Linked DNA regions of Homo sapiens: region 1 is linked to region 2. Evidence: chromatin loops called from intact Hi-C (ENCODE). Cell type or tissue: breast epithelium. All regions are shown on one strand. Links, peaks and the distances in the headings refer to the core of each region. The heading gives the core; the rest is flanking DNA. Region 1 overlaps NDUFA1 (NADH:ubiquinone oxidoreductase subunit A1). Region 2 has its middle 27 kb from the start of UPF3B.

What was found. A loop is a pair of places that touch in the nucleus more often than their neighbours do. Peaks named below come from ENCODE experiments on the same cell type or tissue, not always from the same donor. Only the 100,000 strongest peaks of a DNase experiment are listed, where the experiment ranks them.
Region 1: it touches region 2 in a loop (22-fold over the local background); 5 of 110 quality-filtered maps call a loop at or near these places.

Annotation. Positions count from the first base shown.
Region 1 is chrX:119,874,031-119,879,410 of GRCh38, forward strand. NDUFA1 (NADH:ubiquinone oxidoreductase subunit A1) reads left to right here. Exons shown (of 3, transcript NM_004541.4): 3 at 2,484-2,632. The coding sequence ends at 2,504. Among named protein-coding and RNA genes, the nearest start is that of NDUFA1, 4.9 kb to the left of the region's middle. In breast epithelium, for the core only: no CTCF peak of the experiment used is centred there; no DNase peak of the experiment used is centred there.
Region 2 is chrX:119,823,640-119,829,019 of GRCh38, forward strand. It overlaps a transcript of UPF3B not described here. Among named protein-coding and RNA genes, the nearest start is that of UPF3B, 27 kb to the right of the region's middle. RefSeq lists an enhancer at 3,075-3,174. In breast epithelium, for the core only: no CTCF peak of the experiment used is centred there; no DNase peak of the experiment used is centred there; H3K27ac peaks cover 621 bases; H3K27me3 peaks cover 295 bases.

The DNA of each region.
Region 1 (5,380 bases), core at 324-5,323, 50 kb after region 2:
CTTTAAAAAATTAGTTATTTGGTTACATCTACAGGTCATTTTGGAGTATAATGTGAAAGGAGGATTAACTTTACTTTTTTCCAACAGGTAGCTAGTTATCGCAATTACCCATTTATAGAAGAGTTTAGTAGTCCTAGCTACTCAGAAGGCTGAGGCAGGAGGACAGCTTGAGCCCAGGGGTTTGAGGCTCCAGTGAACTAGGATCGTACCACTGCACTCCAGCCCGGGCGAGAGAATGAGAGCCTGTCTCAAAAAAAAAAAAAAAAAAAACCACCAAGCACCCAATTTATTTTTATTTGTAATACCACTCTGGTAAACTAAATTTCCATGTACACATGGGCCTGTTTCACGGATGTGCTTTTCTATACTCTAGGTCTGCCTATTCCTGCAACAATACTTCATTTAAAGAATTACTATAATTTTATATTTTGATTCAATTATGACATTGCCATTTTTGTAGGTCAAAAACGACCAAGCAGTAGCATTTCATAAGGCTCAACTTAATAGTATATTTTTTGTTTTTCTGTCTTTTTTTTTGTTTTTTGAGACAAGGTCTCACGCTGTCACTCAGTCTGGAGTGCAGTGGTGCAATCTTGGCTCACTGCAACCCCCGCCTCCCGGGTTCAAGCGATTCTTGTGCCTCAGCCTCCTGAGTAGCTGGGATTACAGGCACCTGCCACCATGCCCAGCTAAATTTTTTTTTGTACTTTTTGGTAGAGATGGAGTTTCACCATGTTGGCCAGGCTGGTTTCCTAACTCCTGACCTCAAGTGATCCGCCCACCTCAACCTCCCAAAGTGTTAGGATTACAGGCGTGAGCCCCTACTCCTGGCCCTAATAGTATGTTTTTATATTTTGTAGGAGTAGTTCATTCTCATACTTCTTTTAAAAATGTTTACTTTTTAATATTTTCTCCTTCCTCATTTATTCCTCACAACAAACCTAAGTAAATAGTATTTCCATTTTATAGACAAGGGTCAGAGTGATTAAGTAATATTATAAGGACTCAACCTGGGTGATACACCTCTCAGTAGAGAGGTAGTTGAGAATCTAATCCAATGAACATGATAATAGATATCTACTTATCTGGAGCCATATTTCTCAAAGTATGGTCCAAGAATAACCATCAGAATCACCTAGCATGTGAGACAGAATTAGGATTTCTAAGAGATGGCTCCAAGGAAGATACAGTTTTAACTTCTCTTAAGGCAGTTCTTCCTGTAATAGTAAACCAAATACCTGGACTATGTTATTTAATACCTAGAAGAAGTGTCATCACTGATGAGTCTTTTTTTTTTTTTTTTTTTTTTTTTGAGACGGAGTCTTGCTCTGTCGCCTAGGCCGGAGTGCAGTGGAATGATCTTGGCTCACTGCAAGCTCCACCCACCAGGTTCAAGCAATTCTCCTGCCTCAGCCTCACGAGTAGCTGGGATTACAGGTGCGCTGTAATTTTTGTACTTTTAGTAGAGACAGGGTTTCACCATCTTGGCCAGGCTGATCTTGAACTCCTGACCTCATGATCCACCCACCTCGGCCTCCCAAAGTGCTGGGATTACAGGCGTGAGCCACCACGCCAGGTGTAATCTTTTAATTTATAGCTTCTGAAGTATTTGGTTGTCAACTTAGTAAGATCCAGTAGGTATTTTGAATAGATAGTGTAGTGCTTGTCAGAGAAGGGTTCGGGAGTTGGGGTCCCTGAATTCTGGCTCTGCTAATTCCTTATGGACTTAAGCAGGTGACTTTTAACCTCTCTGAGCCTCCATTTCCTCATTTGTAAAAAAAATGGAATGAGAATAATAGTATCTACCTCATGTTGGCTGTTATTTTTTAAAACAGATTTTACCTTCTTGTCCTCTGACTCACTGAGGTGCTTTGTAAAAGGATCCAGGTGGAGGCCAGGCATAGTGGCTCACACCTGTAATCCTAGCACTTTGGGAGGCCGAGGCAGGTGGATCCCCTGAGGTCGGGAGTTCTAGACCAGCTTGGCCAACATGGCGAAACCCCTTCTCTACTAAAAATACAAAAATCAGCTGGGCATGGTGGCACATGCCTTTAATCCTAGCTACTTGGGAGGCTGAGGAAGGAGAATTGCTTGAACCTGGGAGATGCAGGTTGCAGTGAGGCAAGATCGCATCACTGCACTCCAGCCTGCATGACGGGAGTGAGACTCCATCTCAAAAAAAAAAAAAAAGGATCCAGGTGGTAAAGAGTTGCTTGACTTTAGTTCTGATTGGGGGTCGGGGAAGGTTTGTTTCATATAAAGCAATATGCTGCTGTCAGAAAATGAAAACTAGAAATCATTACAGGTTATTCTTTAGTGATTATAAAATTTAATCCAATGTATTGTTGCAGTTAGAGAAATGTGGGATGTGGAAGCACTCTTTTTAATAACAATGCCATTTAATGACACTGGAAATAAAAGTACATGGCATATCTTTGATGGGAACAGACTTGTCACATTCTCCTTTTTAAACTGTTTTTCAGGGTTTGGAGAACATTGATTAAGGAAGCATTTTCCTGATTGATGAAAAAAATAACTCAGTTATGGCCATCTACCCCTGCTAGAAGGTTACAGTGTATTATGTAGCATGCAATGTGTTATGTAGTGCTTAATAAAAATAAAATGAAAAAAATGCATTTCTTTTTTTTAAATATGTTACACAAAATCAAGCAATCTACCCAATGTAGTCTTTATCACTTAAAAAAAACTAGAAGGCAACTGTGAGGCTTGTATAGACATAATGTACATCCATAATGTACATCAAGCACCTGTCTCTGTGCCTAGCAGCTAATACTTCATAAATTGTAGTTGCTACTATTGTAATAGACACTAGTATATTTTATTTAACTTTATTTATTTATTTTTTTAGACAGAGTCTTGCTCTGTTGCCCAGGCTGGAGTTCAGTGGCTCAATCTCGGCTCATTGCAACCTCCGACTCCCAAGTTCAAGTGATTCTCCTGCCTCAGCCTCCTGAGTAGCTGGGATTACAGGCACCTGCCACTGCACCTGGCTAATTTTTATATTTTTAATAGAGACGGGGTTTCACCATCTTGGTCAGGCTGGTCTTGAACTCCTGACCCCGTGATCCACCTGCCTCGGCCTCCCAAAGTGCTGGGATTACAGGTGTGAGCCACCGGGGCTGGCCAGTTTTTATATTTTTAGTAGAGACAGGGTTTCACCATGTTGGCCAGGCTGGTCTCGAATTCCTGACCTCAAGTGATCCACCCACCTTGGCATCCCAAAGTGCTGGGATTACAGGTGTGAGCCATTTTGCCCGGCTGATATTAGTAAATTTTACAAACATAGTTTCTTCAGAGATGACCAGGGGAATACAGAAAAAGTATTTTTTTTCTAGTTCCTTTTCTGAGTGGATCCTACAATGTTTAAAATTCCAGTTGGTTAGGTTTGAGCTGAGAGGGGTGTAAGAAGATAATTCCAGGCCGGGCGCAGTGGTGGTGTGAGACAGGAGAATGGTTTGAAACCGGGAGGTGGAGGTTGCCGTGAGCTGAGATTGTGCCACTGCACTCCAGCCTGGGTGACAGTGACAGAGTGAGACTCCGTCTCCAAAAAAAAAAAAAAAAAAAATTCCAGTTGGGATATGTTTAAAACGGATTGCACCTTCAACCTTCATACATTCTGTATAGTATCTAACAAATAGTATATGCTTAAGTTAATTTTTGTTTTAGTATACAGCAACAGCAATCATTCGGTTTATTAAAATGAGAGTGTACTGAGCACTTGAAATAGAGATGCATGTTCAACATTAAAGGTAACCAAAGATGAAGATCTGAAAAGATAAAACTAAAGATGGTGATAACTCCATGTGTATAAAGCAACACCACAGATGACACTTCCAGGTGAGAATACTAAGTTGCTTTTCATTGCTTATCCAGTTTAACATTTGATCTGGTTACCTTGAACATGCCTGCACTGTGTGATTGCCATTGATCTAATTTTATAGGGCGGGGCTTATAGAAGGAAGTGGTGTTTAAACTTACAGTGGTGGCTGGATTGTGCCATCCCTTGATCGGCAATGACCTTTTACTTTTTACTGTATAAGGAAAGCCTGGTCATGATTACAAACTTAATAGAACCTGTATTATCATTTAATGCTTCACAGGCCTTGTGTAATTGACTGTTAGGAGAACTATCGCCGGCCGGGCGGTGGCTCACACCTGTAATTCCAGCACTTTGGGAGGCGGGTGGATCACCTGACATCGGGAGTTCAAGACCTGACTGATCAACATAGAGAAACCCCGTCCCTACTAAAATTAACAAAACTAGCTGGGTATGGTGGCGCATGCCGGTAATCCCAGCTACTCTGGAGGCTGAGGCAGGAGAATTGCTTGAACCCAGGAGGCAGGGGTTGCAGTGAGCTGAGATTGCGCCACCGCCACTCCAGCCTGGGCAACAAGAGTGAAATTCTGTCTCAAAAAAAACAAAAAACAAACAAAAAAGCTATCCCTGGAAAGGAAGGAAGAGGGCAAGTAGTACACCTAGGGAGTTGTGGATACAGAAGATGTGTTGAAAACATGACTTATCTATTACTACTTTTATTGATTTTTAGGTCTGTTATTTCTCCATTTTGCCTGTAGGCAGGGATCATCCCCTACATTTTTATGTCCTTAGACGACTGTCACAGCTACACAGCTGTATAGTGAGGGGCTACAAAATGACAGGTAGAGTTGGTTAGGTTCACGGTTAAGAGTCCAAATTCTTCACTGCCCTTTTTTGTAGCATCTGCTGTGAAATTGAGCTTTATTTTTGTACTCTACTGCTAGGGGGTGAGCCAGATTAAAGCACTTTGAAGATAGAAGATTTAACGGTGGATTTCTTTTATTTTTTCTTTTCTTTTTTTTTTTTTTCTGCAAGTGCAATTAGAAGGGTTTTCTTAAGCAGCTCTAACTGATGTGGTAAAGCTACTGATGTCAGATCCATCTGTCACCAGCTCTTAAGGCCTGTTAAAATGCTGCTTAGGAAACTATCCCATTTGCTCGGTTTTATTTACTATCATTAAGTTTTTAAAAAATAGATGTTATATTCACCTAGCTCAAAATCCAACAATATGAGGTATGCAGTGAAAATAGTTGCTCTAATCCCCTGCCCAACACCTGTCAATTGTCACACCACCCCAAAGGGTTTCTTTTTTTTATTTTTTTGAGATGGTGTTTTCGCTCTTGTCACCCAGACTGGAGTGCAATGGCGTGATCTCAGCTCACTGCAACCTCCGCCTCCTGGGTTCAAGCAATTTTCCTGCCTCAGCCTCCCAAGTAGCTGGGATTACAGGTGCCCGCCACCACACTCAGCTAGTTTTTGTATTTTTAGTAGATAAGGGGTTTCACCATGTTGGCCAGGCTGGCCTCGAACTCCTGACCTCAG
Region 2 (5,380 bases), core at 263-5,262:
TGCAACTTCTGCCTCCCCAGTTCAAGCGATTCTCCTGCCTCAGTCTCCCAAGTAGCTGGGACTACAGGCATGCGCCACCATGCCCGGCTAATTTTTGTATTTTTAGTTGGGACAGGGTTTTACCATGTTTTTCAGGCTGATCTCACACTCCTGACCTCAAGTGATCTGCTCGCATTGACCTCCCAAAGTGCTGGGATTATAGGCATGAGCCACCAACACTGGCCCCAGGCTTGTCTTGAACTCCTGGCCTCAAAGTGATCCTCTTGCCTTGGCTTCCCAAAGTGCTAGGATTACAAGCATGAGCTATGGTGCCTGGCCTATAGTTATTAAGGATGTGAAATTATGCTTTATGAGGAAGTGGTCCTCACCCCCACTGCCTACAACACAAGAAAGGAGAGGAAGGGAGCAAACTAGAAGAAGAAAGATGGTATTGGGGGAAAGGATATCAATTAAAGATGGATTTTAAAAATTGCTTCGCAGGAGGGAGGGCCCTCCTGTGGTTTCACTGGTTGATCTGGCTGAGGGATTTTCTCCAGCGACACTTGCAGCTTAGGGGCAAGAGGCTCCCACAACACCCTGTGCTACCTCGACCCTTCTGACATTGTGCATCATGATCTGATTATTGCTATTTGCCTCTTGCCAATATTGAACCATGAGTTCAACACAGACAAGGACTTATTTTAATCCTTGACCCCAGGGCCGGGCACACAGTCAGTGATTGGTACATGTTTGCTAAATGAATGAGCAAATGGAAGAAATTGAAGAGGGTGGGGTGGGGACGTGTGGTTTATCCAGAGCTGGACAGGCAAGGCAAGTAGAACAGAAGAGGGAGGTGCTGACGTGAAAACGGCCTTGAGATGGCTGGCAACAGGCTAGACAAAGAGGCAAGGGATGTCAACTCATGCCTGGTGGTTCAGGAGAATTGCTTCTCTTAAGGCCAACTCCTCTAACCTCTACCTTGGCTTCCATTTACACCTGCCTTTGCAAGAAGCCTACAGTATTTGTTGTCTCTTTCTCGTGGGTGTTCATCCTTCTAGAGCTTTCCTTTTGGCTTCTAAACATACTTTCTTATATTTAAAATAATGCTTCATTAACACCATTAACCTATGTATCTCCATTTCTTTCTTTTTTTTTTTTTTTTTTTTGAGATGGAGTCTTGCTCTGTCGCCCAGGCTGAAGTGCAATAGCATGATCTCTGCTCACTGCAACCGCCGCCTCCTGGGTTCCAGCAATTCTCCTGCCTCAGCCTCTCGAGTAGCTGGGACTACAGGTGTGCACCACCATGCCCGGCTAATTTTTCTATTTTTGGTAGAGACGGGGTTTCACCATGTTGGCCGTTCTGGTCTCAAACTCCTGACCTCAGGTGATCCACCGGCCTTGGCTTCCCAAAGTGCTAGGATTACAGGTGTGAGTCACTGCGCCCAGCCGTATCTCCATTTCTTTCACAGCTGTATTAGTCCGTTTTCACACTGGTAGAAAGAAATACCCGAGTGTGGGTAATTTATAAAGAAAAGAGGTTTAATTGACTCACAGTTCCACATGGCTGGGGGAGCCTCAGGAAACTTACAATCATGGCAGAAGGGAAAGCGGGCATGTCTTACATGGCAGCAGACTAGAGGTGAAGTGCGAACATAGGAAAAACTGCCTTGTATAAAACCATCAGATCTTGTGAGACTTACTATCACAAGATCAGCATGTGGGAGACTGCCCCCATAATCCAAGTTCCTCCCTAGACACATGAGGATTACAATTCAAGATGAGATTTGGGTGGGTATACACAGCCAAACTATATCAACAGCCATATCAGAAGTCTTAAAAAGTCCATGGAAATTGTGTATTATGAAAAACTATGCATGGATTTCAAAATCTTTTTGCACCAAAATAAACTGGTACTAATTCATTATAAAATATCTCAACAGGATCTAGTTTGAGGCATTAAAAAAGGAGAAGTCATCAGTTTGAAAAGAGCCCCTATCAGAACAAAATGAATTCTGCTAAAATTGAAGCAAGAACAAACATCAAATTTAGGGTGAAGCTTGGGTGGAAGAATGGTAAAATCACTGATGCTTTACCAAAAGTTTATGGGGACAATGCACCTAAAAAAATCAGCAGTTTACAAATGGATAACTTGTAACAAGGGAAAAGATGACGTTAAAGATGAAGGCTGCAGCAGCAGGACATCCACATCAATTTGCAAGGAAAGAAATTAATCCTCTTTGTGCCCTAACTGAAGAGTCAGCCAGGTGTGGTGGCTCATGCCTGTAATACCAGCACTCTGGGAGGTCAAGGCAAGTGGATCACTTGAGGTCCAGAGTTTGAGACCAGCTTGGCCAACCTGGTGAAATCCATTCTCTACTAAAAAAATACAAAAATTAGCCATTCATGGTGGCGCACGCCTATAGTCCCAGCTACTCGGGAGGCTGAGGCAGGAGAATCGCTTGTGCCCGGGAGGCGGAGCTTGCAGTGAGCCGAGATCGTGCCACTGCACTCCAGCCTGGGTAACAGAGTGAGACTCTGTCTCAAAAAAAGAAAAGGACCAACGATTAACAGCAGAAACACGGCCAGATGCGGTGGCTCATGCCTGTATTCCCAGCACTTTGGGAGGTCTAGGTGGGTGGAAAAACTGAGGTCAGGAGTTTGAGACCGGCCTCGCCAACATGGTGAAACCCTGTCTCTACTGAAAATACAAAAACTAGCCGGGCCTGGTGGTGCGTGCCTATAATCCCAGGTACTAGGGGAGGCTGAGGCAGGAGAATAGCTTGAACCCAGGAGGCAGAGGTTGCAGTGAGTCGAGATTGCCCCACTGCACTCCAGCCTGGGCGACAGGGCGAGTCCACGTCTCAAAAAGAAAAAAAATAAACAGCAGAAACAACAGCCAACACCGACATCTCTATTGGTTCAGCTTACACAATTCTGACTGAAAAATTAAAAGTTGAGCAAACTTTCCACTTGATGGCTGCCAAAACCAGATCAGCTGCAGACAAGAACAGAGATTTCAATGGAAATTGTAAACAAGTGGGATCTATTAGGTTGCTGCAAAATTAATTATTGTTTTTGCCATTGAAAGGAATGTCAAAAACAGCAATGACTTTTGCTCCAACCAATAGATCATGAAGCATCTACTGGGAAAGTGTAACAGGAAGTGATACGTGGCTTTCCCAGTATGACTCTGAAGACAAAGCACTATCAAAACAATGACTCCAAAGAGGTGAAAGTGATCCAGTCAAAGCGAAATGGACTGGCCAAGAGCAAAGGTCATGGCAATAGCTTTTTGAGCTGCTTGAGGAATTTTACTTGTTGACTTTCTGGAGGACCAGAAAATAATAACATCTGCTTATTATGAGAGTGTCTTGAGAAAGTTAGCTAACTCTTTAGCAGAAAAATGCGCAGGAAAGTTTCACCAGAGAGTCCTTTTCTACCACGGCAATGCTCCTGCTTATGCCTCTCATCAAACAAGAGCAATTTTGAGAGTTTCCATGGAAAACCATTAGGCATCTACCTCACAGTCAGGATTTAGTACCCTCTGACTTCTTTTTGTTTCCTAATCTTAAAAAATCTGTAAAGGGCAACCATTTCTCTTCAGTAAATAATGTAAAAAAGATCTCATTGATGTGGTTAAATTACCACGATCTCCAATTCCTTGGGGATGGATGAAATGGCTAGTATCTAGGTGCTGCGAGCAAGAGACAAAAATAAATAAATATATAAATAAATGGCTAGTATCACTGCTTACAAAGTGTCTTGACCTTGGTGGAGCTTATGAGAAATATATATATATACACACAAACACGCACCCATATATATATATTTTCGAGACGGACTCTCTGTTGCCTAGGCTGGAGTGCAGTGGCTGGGTTCAAGCGATTCTCCTGCCTCAGCCTCCTGAGTAGCTGGGACTACAGGTGCACCACCACGCCCAGCTAATTTTTGTATTTTTAATAGAGACAGGGTTTCACCATGTTGGCCAGGATAGTCTCGGTCTTTTGACCTCGTGATCTGCATGCCTCGGCCTCCCAAAGTGCTGGGATTGTAGGCGCGAGCTACCGCGCCCAGCCTTTTATTTCTACTTTCCACACACTCTTGGGTTTTTTTTCCTCTTCTTTATTTTTTTGAGATGGAGTCTCACAGTGTCACCCAGGCTGGAGTGCAGCAGTGCGATCTGAGCTCACTGCAACCTTTGCCTCCGGGTTCAAGCAATTCTCCCACCTCAGCCTCCCGAGTAGCTGGGATTACAGGCACCCACCATCATGCTCGGCTAATTTTATTTTTTTATATTTGTAGAGATGAGGTTTCACCATGTTGGCCAAGTTGGTCTGGAACTCCTGACCTCAGATGATCCGCCTGCCTCGGCCTCCCAAAGTTCTGGTGTTACAGGTGTGACGCCGTGCCCGACCTTTTTTTTTTTTCTTTTTTCAGGTTTTCTTCTTTTTTCGAGCCGGAGTCTCGCTCTGTTGCCCAGACTAGAGTGCAGTGGCTCAATATTGGTTCACTGCAACTTCTGCCTCACAGGTTCAAGCGGTTCTCCTGACTCAGCCTTCCATGTAATTGGAGCTGGAAGGAAAGGCACATGCCACCATGCCTCGCTAAATTTTTTTTGTATTGTTTAGTAGAGACCAGGTTTCACCACGTTGGCCAGGCTGGTCTTGAACTCCTGACCTCAGGTGATCCACCTGCCTTGGCCTCCCAAAGTGCTGGGATTACAGGCGTGAGCCATCACGCCTGGCCCCTGTTCTTTTGAAAATCCATATGAGGCTGGGCACAGTGGCTCATGCCTGTAATCTCAGCACTTTGGGAGGCTAAGGTGGGCAGATTGCTTGATCCCAGGAGTTTGAGACCAGCCTGGGCAACATGGGAAAACCGTATCTCTACAAAAAATACAAAAAGTAGCTGAGTGTGGTGTCACATGCCTGTAACCTCAGCTACTCAAGAAGCTGTGGTGGGAGAATCAACTGAGCCCAGAATATCAAGGCTGCAGTGAGCCGCGACTGTGCCACTGCACTCCAGCTTGGGTGACAGAGGGAGTCTTTACTTAAAAAAAAAAAAAAAAAATCTCCTTATAGGAACTTACTGCACATCATGATTCATTCTTTCTTTTTTTGAGACAGAGTTTTGCTCTTGTCACCTGGGCTAGAGTGCAGTGGTGCCATCTCGGCTCACTGCAACCTCTGCCTCCTGGGTTCAAGCGATTCTCCTGCTTCAGCCTCCCGAGTAGCTGGAATTACAGGCGCCAACCACCACACCCAGCTAATTTTTGTATTTTTAGTAGAGACGGGGTTTCACCATGTTGGCCATGCTGGTTTTGAACTCCTGACCTCAGGTGATACATCCACCTCTGCCTCCAAAAGTGCTGGGATTACAGGCGTGAGCCACCATGCCTAGC